2 separate regions of the Homo sapiens genome follow, and region 2 is linked to region 1. A link is a loop called in an ENCODE intact Hi-C map of the cell type or tissue named here. Cell type or tissue: stomach. All regions are shown on one strand. Links, peaks and the distances in the headings refer to the core of each region. The heading gives the core; the rest is flanking DNA.

Evidence for each region. A loop is a pair of places that touch in the nucleus more often than their neighbours do. Peaks named below come from ENCODE experiments on the same cell type or tissue, not always from the same donor. Only the 100,000 strongest peaks of a DNase experiment are listed, where the experiment ranks them.
Region 2: it touches region 1 in a loop (3-fold over the local background); 79 of 110 quality-filtered maps call a loop at or near these places.

The regions. Positions count from the first base shown.
Region 1 is chr9:112,058,457-112,063,835 of GRCh38, forward strand. SUSD1 (sushi domain containing 1) reads right to left here. Exons shown (of 17, transcript NM_022486.5): 13 at 4,481-4,577; 14 at 1-230. Among named protein-coding and RNA genes, the nearest start is that of LINC02977, 21 kb to the left of the region's middle. In stomach, for the core only: no CTCF peak of the experiment used is centred there; a DNase peak (open chromatin) is centred at 3,015; H3K27ac peaks cover 1,189 bases.
Region 2 is chr9:111,902,085-111,907,463 of GRCh38, forward strand. All of the region lies in intron 1 of UGCG (UDP-glucose ceramide glucosyltransferase), which reads left to right. Among named protein-coding and RNA genes, the nearest start is that of UGCG, 8.0 kb to the left of the region's middle. RefSeq lists an enhancer at 1,675-1,774. In stomach, for the core only: no CTCF peak of the experiment used is centred there; no DNase peak of the experiment used is centred there; H3K27ac peaks cover 564 bases.

The sequences.
Region 1 (5,379 bases), core at 274-5,273:
TAATGCAGTAATCACTCCCTCTTTTCAAGGGTGCATTATAATATTCCCCATAGTACAGCCTGTCTCCTATAGGTATCTCCATGGCATCATCTGGAACATCTTTGGCCAGTAGTTCTGCAGCCACGTATCCATCAGCATCAGAGGCGTTGCTAAAGAAGGAGGAAGCGCCTTCAGAATCACAAGAAAATGTGCTTTGGAGGGCCAGGGGAAGCACTAACACCTGATATGAACTGGAAGAAAAAAGGAGAAGTGTCCATCAGACCCTTGCATGGGGAGTTCATTCATTCATTCATATTTATTGAGCACCTGCTATGAGACAAACCTCTTTCTTTGTTTTTTTGTTTTTTGTTTTTTTTGAGATGGAGTCTTGCTCTGTCACTAGGCTGGAGTACAGTGGTGCAATCTCGGCTCACTGCAACCTCCATCTCCCAGGTTCAAGCAATTCTCCTGCCTCAGCCTCCCAAGTAGCTGGGACTACAGGTGCATGCCACCACGCCCAACTAACTTTTGTATTTTTAGTAGAGATGGGGTTTCACCATGTTGGCCAGGCTTGTCTCGATCTCTTGACCTCATGATCCACCCGCCTCGGCCTCCCAGAGTGCTGGGATTACAGGCGTGAGCCACTGCGCCCAGCTGAAATAAGCCTCTTTCTAGGCACTGGAGACACGACACTAGGCAAGAAAAAGTCCGGGCCCATGTGGGATTTACAGTCTGATGGCTCCAACCATCATGGAATTCCAGTTTGAACCTAAAGGGTTAATGCCAGACGACACAGGGCAAGGGACCTCTCCAAGTTCTGGCTGCAGAGAGATGCCAAGTACATCCTCTTTCGCTGGGAGAAGTTGTTGCAAGTATCACTGCCCTGTGTGTGTGTCATAAAATTGACCTGATCAGTGATTTTCACGTGGGCAAATAAAGCCCAACTGTGGAAAGGGTTAGCAGTCACATGGAGACCGAGTGCCTACCACAGTGAATGTACTAAGTCCGGAAAAAAGGCTGCAGACAGTCATGCGGTGACCTGAAACAGAACTCATGTGATTTACATCCCCTACAGTTCATGGGCTGATACCAAAGTTCATGTGAAATAAATGAGACGCCAAGAGTGCAGAGTCACCATGAGTTAATCTAGTCTGACAACACCCTGAAACAGCCAGAACAGTAATATGTCATGTATGCACTGTAAAAACTGTTCCCCAATTGTGGACAGAAAAACACACTAACAAATGGGTATTGTTTTTGTTATGTGTTTCATTATTTGTCCCATCAAATAGAAAGCCTGGCAGTGAAAGGACGTGTGAGAATAAAAATGCACTGAGAATGAATCACACTTCCCTTCTATTCCCATCTATCTGGTACTTAGCTCCTGCCTCTAGTACCATGTTGAGCATCTGCTGTCTCTGTCAGGCTTGATAGCAGGGATCTGAACGACTGACTTGTATTCTTGCAAATCCTTGCACAGTTCTTTGGAAATGATAGCTCCCCAACCCCCGCCCTGCCCCGCCCCTCCGCCACCAGCAATGAATGATTCTTGAGTTGAAATTTCGGAAAAGAGGAAAAGCATACATCAGCGTGAAATATAATTAGGGTAATTTCCAAAACTCATTAGGCCATGTAATTCTATTTTACCAGTAAATTTGAACTTCCTGCTTCACATGTCAAACGCCCTATCTCCTGCTTCCTAAGAGCCCATGAATCACTAGGTTAAGAAGAGGGAGCCCTCCTCCACAGTGGGTGTTGGATATGGAAAGTCTCCCCCCACCAGGTTCCCAAACATCCTAGGTATCCTCAGGGCCCTGATTTTCTTTCTTTTCTTTTCTTTTTTAAGAAGGGAGTCTTGCTCTGCTGCCCAGGCTGGAGTGCAGTGGTGTGATCTCAGCTCACTGCAACCTTTACCTCCCAGGTTCAAGCGATTCTTCTGCTTCAGCCTCCTGAGTAGCCAAGACTACAGGCACTCGCCACTATGCCCGGTTAATTTTTTTTGTATTTTTAGTAGAGATGGTGTTCCACCATGTTGGCCAGGCTGGTCTTGAACTCCTGACCTCTTTAGCTGGGGGAAGTTGTTGCACGTATCACTGCCCTGTGTGCCCACCTCTGCCTCCCAATGGGCTGGGATTACAGGCGTAAGCCACTGTGCCTGGCCCAGGGTCCTGATTTTCATAAAGTCTTGGCTCACTTTCAGCCAAGGGCTTTCTACAAAAGAGATAAAGTAAAACCCACAGGGCAATAAGTTGTCACCACCAGTAAACATTTATTAAGCATCCACTGCCTATGGGGAACACCTGTAACAACAAACTTGCCGGGAGACTTGAAGACATCCCTACATCATAGCCACAGGTAAGAAAGTAAATGTTGCAGCACCTCCATGCGGTCCATAAGTACATCTTTAAATCCCTCTCATCTTTCCATGCAGGTGGTGGTGGTCAAGAGCAAGGTCGAGGCTCACCTGTGCCCATTTGGTTCCGTACATTGCTCACTAGAGGCATCATCGACAGAGTATGAATCAGCTCCCCAATTAGCCTGACCGTAATCACCTGTGTTGCTTGATTATTATACAAATTCCCCGACCTCATACCGACCTACTGAATCGAAATCTCTAGGAGTAGATTCTGGGAATCTGTATCGCTGGTAAAGCTCCCAGGTGATTCCTATAATCTGGCAATGTGGGAGACACGAGCATTAAGGGAACCCAGCAACAGGCTCCATCCTCTGCCTAACATCAGCAACCTCAGCAGAGACTTGGTCCCAGGGACCTTGCTCCATTATGTACCCCAAGACACTGTCCCTAAATGGTGCACAAAGCAGACTCAGGCCTGTCTCACACACTGGCAAAGCTGCTGCCCCCCAGCTCAAACCAGGTAGTCAGGCTTAGGAAAACCACCCTGCCTGCTGGTAATTAGCCATGTGATGTTAAAGAAGCAGCTGTGGCTGTTTGGAATATGACTGTTCTGGAAGGACTTTTCTCCTCTTTTTCACCACCACACTCCCTCGAATGACTCACAGTTCTCCACTTCCTGTTTTGGAGGCGCTGGCCGGCATATAGCCACAAGGGTAAGCTGTCATTTGGCTTTTCTTTTGCATTATGTCATTATTTGACATAAATATCACATTTGTTCTTGCAAATGCTCTCAGGAAGTGACATCACAACTTCTGTTCTCTTTATAATGACAGAATTACAATGCCTTCTGGTAACTTGTCAAGAATCAGAACAATTTATACAATGTCCATCCCTGGAAAGATCTTTGCACATTTACTGAACTTAAATGAATATAAAAGCAGGAAAACCCTAAGTTTTATTATAAATGGATATACAGATAATATCGCCAGACTTTCTTTTTTGTAATTTTATAATATCTCACTTTTTTTTTTTTAACCTTGATTTTACCGAAGGGTCAGCAGAGACAAAGGCAATGTTGGTGAGGCCATGTACATTTTCATCTCCTTGAGCTGGTACTGTGAGCAAGCTGTTCATCTCTCCACGCCAACCTCAATCTTCCTCTCTAAAAAAGGGACTGATGCTACTTTCCTAATCCTGCCATGACCTTTGCAAATAAAACACTTAACTGAACACACTGTAGTCCTCCAACTGAGGTAAATTAATTCCATCCTAATGCCATCTGGAATCCCAGAAGCAGTCATTAATTATACAGTGTCTTGCCTGTAACTCAATACATGAAAAGACAAAAAGATTTACCTAAATGATCTTTTCAGAAACCACTGCACACCCCCCAAGATCAACCTTACATAAAGGGCAACATATTCTGCCTTTGGGAAATGAAACGATGCCCCTGACCCACCATCCATAAAGGATGTACTATGAGACATGAGTGCAAAGGACAATCCTGACATGTCCTAACATGCAACCGACGTTTACCCAGGGACCAAAGGAATGGATGTAATTTCTTGAGCTAAACTGCCCAAATGCTTGTATATAGGGTCCTTTAGAAGTCTCTCTATGTGGCCGGGTGTGGTGGTTCAAGCCTGTAATCCTAGCACTTTGGGAGGTTGAGGCTGGTGGATCACCTGAGGTCAGGAGTTCAAGACCAGCCTGACCAACATGGCAAAACCTCGTCTCAACTAAAAATACAAAAATTAGCCAGGTGTGGTGGTGCACACCTATAATCCCAGCTACTCAGGAGGCAGTGGAAGGAGAATCACTTGCACCCAGCAGGTGGAGGTTGCAGTGAGCTGAGATCGCAACACTGTACTCCGGCCTGTATGATGGGAGTGACACTCCATCTCAAAAAAATAAAAAATAAAATTTAAATTTTAAAAAAAAGAAGTCTCTCTCACCATTAGAAAGGATGCTGGTTGGGATTAAAGGCCAGTCTGTACCCAAGGAAACAAAAGAGGCCCCAACTGCATTGTTCTAACCACCCAAGTGCAGCCACCAACACAGAAGTCTTCTCCTCACCAAAATCAAAGTTTCCAAAACACTCCATGGGGATCACTGGGCAACCGTGGAGAAAGGACAGCTACTGACCTGATTGGTCCATTTTTCTCCTTGGCTTTCCTCAGTCTGAGGCGTGGTAGAGGTCCTCTGTGCACCGTAAAAAATTCTACTTCCGGGAGGGGAGGCTCTGAAAACATGTTGAAAAGAAGAAAAGGGGTATGATTGGAACAAGTAAACAGCAGGACAAAAGAGGTCCTCGTGAGGGCTATCAAAAAGAAAGTTTTAATTTCAGAAGCGAGGAGCCTATTCTGTACATGCCACAATGTGGAAGAACATGCTAAGTGAAATACACCAGGCACAAAAGGACAGATTCTCTATCATTCCACTTAGATGAAAAATCTAACATAGGCAAATTCATAGAGACAGAAGAAGTTGCTGGGGGTGGAGGGGGCATGTAGGGAATGGGAACATATTGCTTAATGGTCACAGAGGTTCTCCTTGGGGTGATGAAAAAATTTTGGAAATACACAGTGGTGAGGGTTGCACAACATGCCAATAAACTGTGTGCTTCAAGATGTTAAAATGGCACATTTTATGTGATGTGTATTTTGCCACAATAAAAAGAAGTGATGAGTATATCATGGCACTGGCAGAGGATAGATGTGGTGAGTATTACAGTTTGCTTGGTGGGTAGATTCCTACTTGGTAGGGAAGACCACCACATCAGCCTTCAATATCCTTTATAATCACAGAGCTCTCTGTCCTTATTTTCCCGCCCCCAGCAACAAGATTTCCCAAATAGGTTTTCCATCCGGAGGAAACTACACTGACTGGCTGACACCAGCGTTCTTGCTCACTGGTAGTTACAGTCATGGTATAAATGTGCTAACTGCCATTCTGCCTTGTGGGTAACACGCTAAGTAAGACATACTGGGCACTAACCATTCACACTAGAGATGTTCTACATATGCCCCATCTTACTTAATCTT
Region 2 (5,379 bases), core at 243-5,242, 160 kb before region 1:
TACTTTCTTTCTTTTTTCTTTCTCTTCCTTCTTTCCTTCCAAAAATCTTGCTTAATTAACTCCTACTCGTTCAAGTCATTTTAGACTTTAGTTCCTTATTGGGTTAGGTGCCCCTTATGGCACCCAGCCATCTCCTATTTGTTTTCTATGGTGGTGGAATCTTCTACATTCTATAGTGTAGTAAGCCCATTGTCCAGTGGGCAGAGTTTGTGTTTTCCTATAGAGCTAACTCACTATTGGTTATTTTACCTTCTGTGAGAGAATTTGTGTTAGCAAGGTTAAGCTTGCACAAGAAGGTGTGCTTTATATTGCTTATGAAGCCCATTTTGAAGCAATACCATTTTTGAAATAAGTGATACAGGTAGTAAATTGGTCATGATATACTGATTATAAACAAACAGTAATATAGTCATGAGTGATAACAATAACAAAGGTCATTAGTCACTGGAAATTGCTGGCATGGACTATGTGAAGTTAGGGACTTGCTGATATAGCAGTGAACCTAATTTTACACGAAATACTAACAAGCTTTGTGACTTGGAGCAGGGAAGATAAATTCCTAGAGTCAGATAAATTGGTTCAGCAGAACCACACAGCGGAATTATAAAAACAACACATTCTGGGGTTGTTAAGCAAGGTGAACTTTTGCCCTTGTGGAATTCATATTCTTCCTTAGAAACCTAGAGTGAAATTCTCTCTTTTTTTTTTTTTGAGACAGAGTCTCATTCTGTTGCCCAGGCTGGATGGCAGTGGTGCGATCTCGGCTTACTGCAACCTCCGCCTTCTGGGTTTGAGTGATTCTTGTGCCTCAGCCTCCCAAGCAGCTGAGACTACAAGCACGTGCCACCACACCCCGCTAATTTTTGTACTTTCAGTAGAGGTGGGGTTTCATGATGTTGGCCAGTCTGGTCTTGAACTCCTGGCCTCAAGTGATTCCCCCATCTCAGCCCAGCAAAGTGCTGGGATTACAGGCATGAGCCACTGTACCCAGCCGAGTGAAATTCTTGTGCCTCACTTGTGAGGAGCTGTATTAAGGTTGCTGCAGAGGCTGCTTCCCGCCATCTGAAGGGGAAGGAGCCCACCCTCCTTGTTTAACCTTTACCTGTCTCCAGTGGGTTTCCCTGCATCCCAGGCTTCCCTCTTGCAAAAGCCAAATTTGAAAACAGAACTGTAAAAGAAGTTATTTAAAAATGAGACAGACAGGGCGTGGTGGCTCACGCCTGTAATCCCAGCACTTTGGGAGGCCGAGGCAGGCAGATCACCTGAGGTCAGGAGTTCAAGACCAGCCTGACCAACGTGGCAAAACCCCATCTCTACTAAAAATACAAAAATTAGCTGGGTGTGGTGGCAGGCGCCTGTAATCCCAGCTACTTGGGAGGCAGAGACAGGAGAATCGCTTGAACCCAGGAGGTGGGGCTTGCAGTGAGCCAAGATTGTGCCACTGCACTCCAGTGTGGGTGACAGAGCAAGACTCTGCCTCAGAAAAAAAAGAAAAATGTTCCCACCTTGGCTTTTTTTCTTTTCTTTTTGAGATAGGGTCTCGCTCTGTTACCCAGGCTGGAGTGCAGTAGTGCGATCATGGCTCACCACAGCCTTGACCTCCCAGGCTCAAGCAGTCCTCCTACCTCAGCCTCCTGGGTAGCTGGGACTACAGGCACATGCCACCACGCCTGGCTGATTTTTGTGTTTTTTGTAGAGACGGGGTTCCGCCGTGTTGGCTAGGCTGGTCTCGAACTCCTGAGCTCAAACAATCTGCCTGCCTCGGCCTCCACAGGTGCTGGGATTATAGGCCTTTCCATTCTTCAGTCACCCAGTCTTTCTAGACCTGTGGTTGTCAAGTTTGACTGCACTATGGAGTCACATCAAGGGCTTAAAAAAAAGAAACAACTGCTGCCTGGGTCTCACCCCTACAGACATGGTTAAATTGGTTCAGGCATCAGTATTTTCAAAACTCCATAGGTGACATGGATGTGCAGCCTAGGCTGAGAATGATTGCCCCAGGCTGTCTGCCCACAGTTGTGTCCAGCACCTGCCACCTCTTGGCTTCATTTAATTCTCCATTTAGCCTAGAGCCCACAGTTCATCACTTCATTATCTTGCCTCTTGCCTCACCTCGTATCAGTCTGCCCTGTTATCTTGAATCCATCCAATAATTATAGCTGCTCAACTTTGAAAATCCTACAGAGGGTAATCACACAGCCATGTGGACTAATACTACTACACATTGGTAGTCTCAGGGCTCAGCTAAACCTGCATTGCGGTGCTGCCTGGCAGTGCTTTTTTTTCTGTGTTTAGCTCTGACATCCATCACTTAAAAAAACCTCTTCTAAATCTTCATTCTACCGCATTCTTGGTAGATGACCTTAGCTCCTACTTCATACTGTGGATCCCATCATGCCTTAAATTAGTTTTTTCTTTTTCTCTCTTTGCCCTTCGGCTAGCTCTTCTTGAATTTTTAAAGAATTTCAAGTAGTCTTTAAAAAATTGAACTAGAGGCTGGGCTTGGTGGCTCACACCTGTAATCCCAGCACTTTGGGAGGCCGAGGCAGGTGGATCACCTGAGGTCAGGAGTTTGAGACCAGCCTGGCCAACATGGGGAAACACCATCTCTACTAAAAATACAAAAAATTAGCCGGGTGTGGTGGTGCTCGCCTGTAATCCCAGCTACTCCGGAGGCTGAGGCAGGAGAATCACTTGAACTCGGGAGGTGGAGGTTACAGTGAGCCAAGGTTGTGCCATTGCTCTCCAGCCTGGGCAACAAGAGCAAAACTTTGTCTTGGAGGAAAAAAAATTCAACTAGAGAGCCAAGGCGGGGAGGATCGCCTGAGGCCAGGAGTTCAAAACCAGCCTGAGCAATATAGCAAGACCCCATCGCCACAGAAAAATTTTAAAAAATTAGCCAGAGGCAGTGGTATGCAGTGAGCTATGATTGCCACTGCACTCCAACCTGGGTGACAGAGCAAGATTGTATCTCAAAAAAAACTAGAAAAATTAAACTAGAAGCCGTCTGTTCCACCCTTTGGCCCTTTCACTCACTGTCAGGTTTCAGTAGAAACTAGTGTTTGTTTACTGTTATCACATTTCAACTCCCATTCATTTACTTTTTAACCGATTTTTAGCTGTCTACCCTTATCCTCCATGAACTGCCCCAATTCTTGCCAAAAGTGCTCAGAGATAGCAGCAAGTACATATGTAATCTACTGGACATTACCATTCTTACCTTGGTCTCTCCAGCAGCATTCAGTGTTATTCTTTCTTGAACCCTTTGAGAAAGAAAACAGCCTGGCCAGATAAACCCTTCTGTCACTTTACTTGCATCCTGGCTGTCTTTCTGCTTCTTTGATCCCCACTTTTAGTCTCCTTCATGCATTACTCTTTTTTTTTTTTTGAGAGGGAGTTTCGATCTTGTCATCCAGGCTGGAGTGCAGTGGCACAATCTTGGCTCACTGCAACCTCTGCTTCCCAGGTTCAAGCAGTTCTTCTGCCTCAGCCTCCCAAGTTGCTGGGATTACAGGCGCACCACCGTGCCCGGCTAATTTTTGTATTTTTAGTAGAGACGGGGTTTCACCATATTGGTTGGGCTGGTCTCGAACTCCTGACCTCAGGTGATCCACCCGCCTCAGCCTCCCAAAGTGCTGGGATTACAGGCATGAGCCACTGAGCCCGGCCTCTCCTTCATGCATTACTGATTCAATAATAATATATTCCTTCTTGGCCATCTTCTAAGAATGCTGTGCCTCAGAGAGCTTGTGTATTTACCTTACGGTGGATGGCTTCTGTATTTTTATCTCTAGGCTAACCTTACCTGCTGAGCTCTCTGTATCTGTTTATTTATTTACTCTTCATTTATTCAAAATTATTTTTAAAAATTGAGAACATACTGTGTATTATTGCTTTGCTGGGCTCTGGAGAATTTATATTCTACTGTAGTGTTTCTCCAGTTGTAGTTTACTGCCAGCCTGCATCATTTGGTATGCTTGTGAAAAATGCAGATTCCTAGTCTCTTCATCTGGTTTATTCACTTGTGATCTCTACCTGTGGGCATTATTTATACTACAAGTTGCAAACCTCTGGTCTCCTAGATGAGATGTCACCACTTGATGTCTTGAGAGTAAATTAAAGTTCGTATGTTCAAAAGTTCATTACTCTTTCCCATCTCTCATTGTGCCCAGATTTTATGAATGGCACCACTAGTTACCATAGCCTGACCCAGGTATACCCCTCATTATCCCTCATTCCCCCTCCAGCAATACCATCATCAGTTATTGGCTAAACTCCTTGATTCTGAGTTCTCACCTTCTCTTGACTTTGCTTCCTTCGCTTGTTTCTTTTGTGTGTGTGTTTTGTTTTGTTTTGTTTTGTTTTGAGACAGTCTCGCTGTGTCGCCCAAGCTGGAGTTCAGTGGTACGGACTCGGCTCACCACAACCTCTGCCTCCTGGGTTCAAGTGATTCTCCTGCCTCAGCCTCCCGACTAGCTGGGATTACAGGTGTGCGCCACCATGCCTGGCTAATTTTTGTATTTTTAGTAGAGACGGGGTTTCACCATGTTGGCCAGGCTGGTCTTGAACTCCCAACCTCAGGTGATCCACCTGCCTCAGCCTCCCAAATTGGCTGGGATTACAGGCATGAGCCACTGCACCCAGCCTTTCACTTGTTTCTTATGCCTTTCTGGTTTGTGTGCTTGTCTCTTTCTTTTGGACCTTTGCAATATTTTTCCCTTGCCTTCCATCTCCCCTGCCTGTACTTTATTCTCTTAACTTCTATAAATACAAAAATGATCCTGGTTGCTTCCTTTTAGTCTTTCATGGTTATTTCTTGCCTAGAGGATGAGCTCCAGGCCTTTTCAGCCTTGTCTGTGAAGTCACGAAGAATTTATAGCAGAGATGAGTCTTAAAGCAGTGCTGCTCAAGCTTGAGTGTGCCTGTGAATCACCTAGAGATCTTGTTAAACTGAAGATTGAGTTTCAGTAGTTTTGGGGGATGAGGCCTGAAATTTTGAAGCTCTGAAAAGCTCCCAGGTGTTGCCAATGCTGCTGGTCCATGGGCCACACTTGGAGTATGAAAGTCTGGAAAGACCGCCTCCTAGGAGTAGTTGGATGCTTCCATCTCTCTTCTCTCAAAGTGTTCCAAACATACTTTGATGATAGCCTGTATCACACTGCATTTGCAGAGTCCCGTACAGACTCTACTTCTGAATGAGAGGTGGCGTGTGCACATGTGAGAACCACCTCTCCTATTAACACATGGAAATGCTGTAACGATTAGACACTTACACACCCAGAGCCTGAAAATGTGAAAAGAAAATCTGCATATTCCAGAAACCAAGAGGGAATGCAAAGCAGTGGGTTGGTCTGGTCTGCTAATTTGAATCCCGGTGGG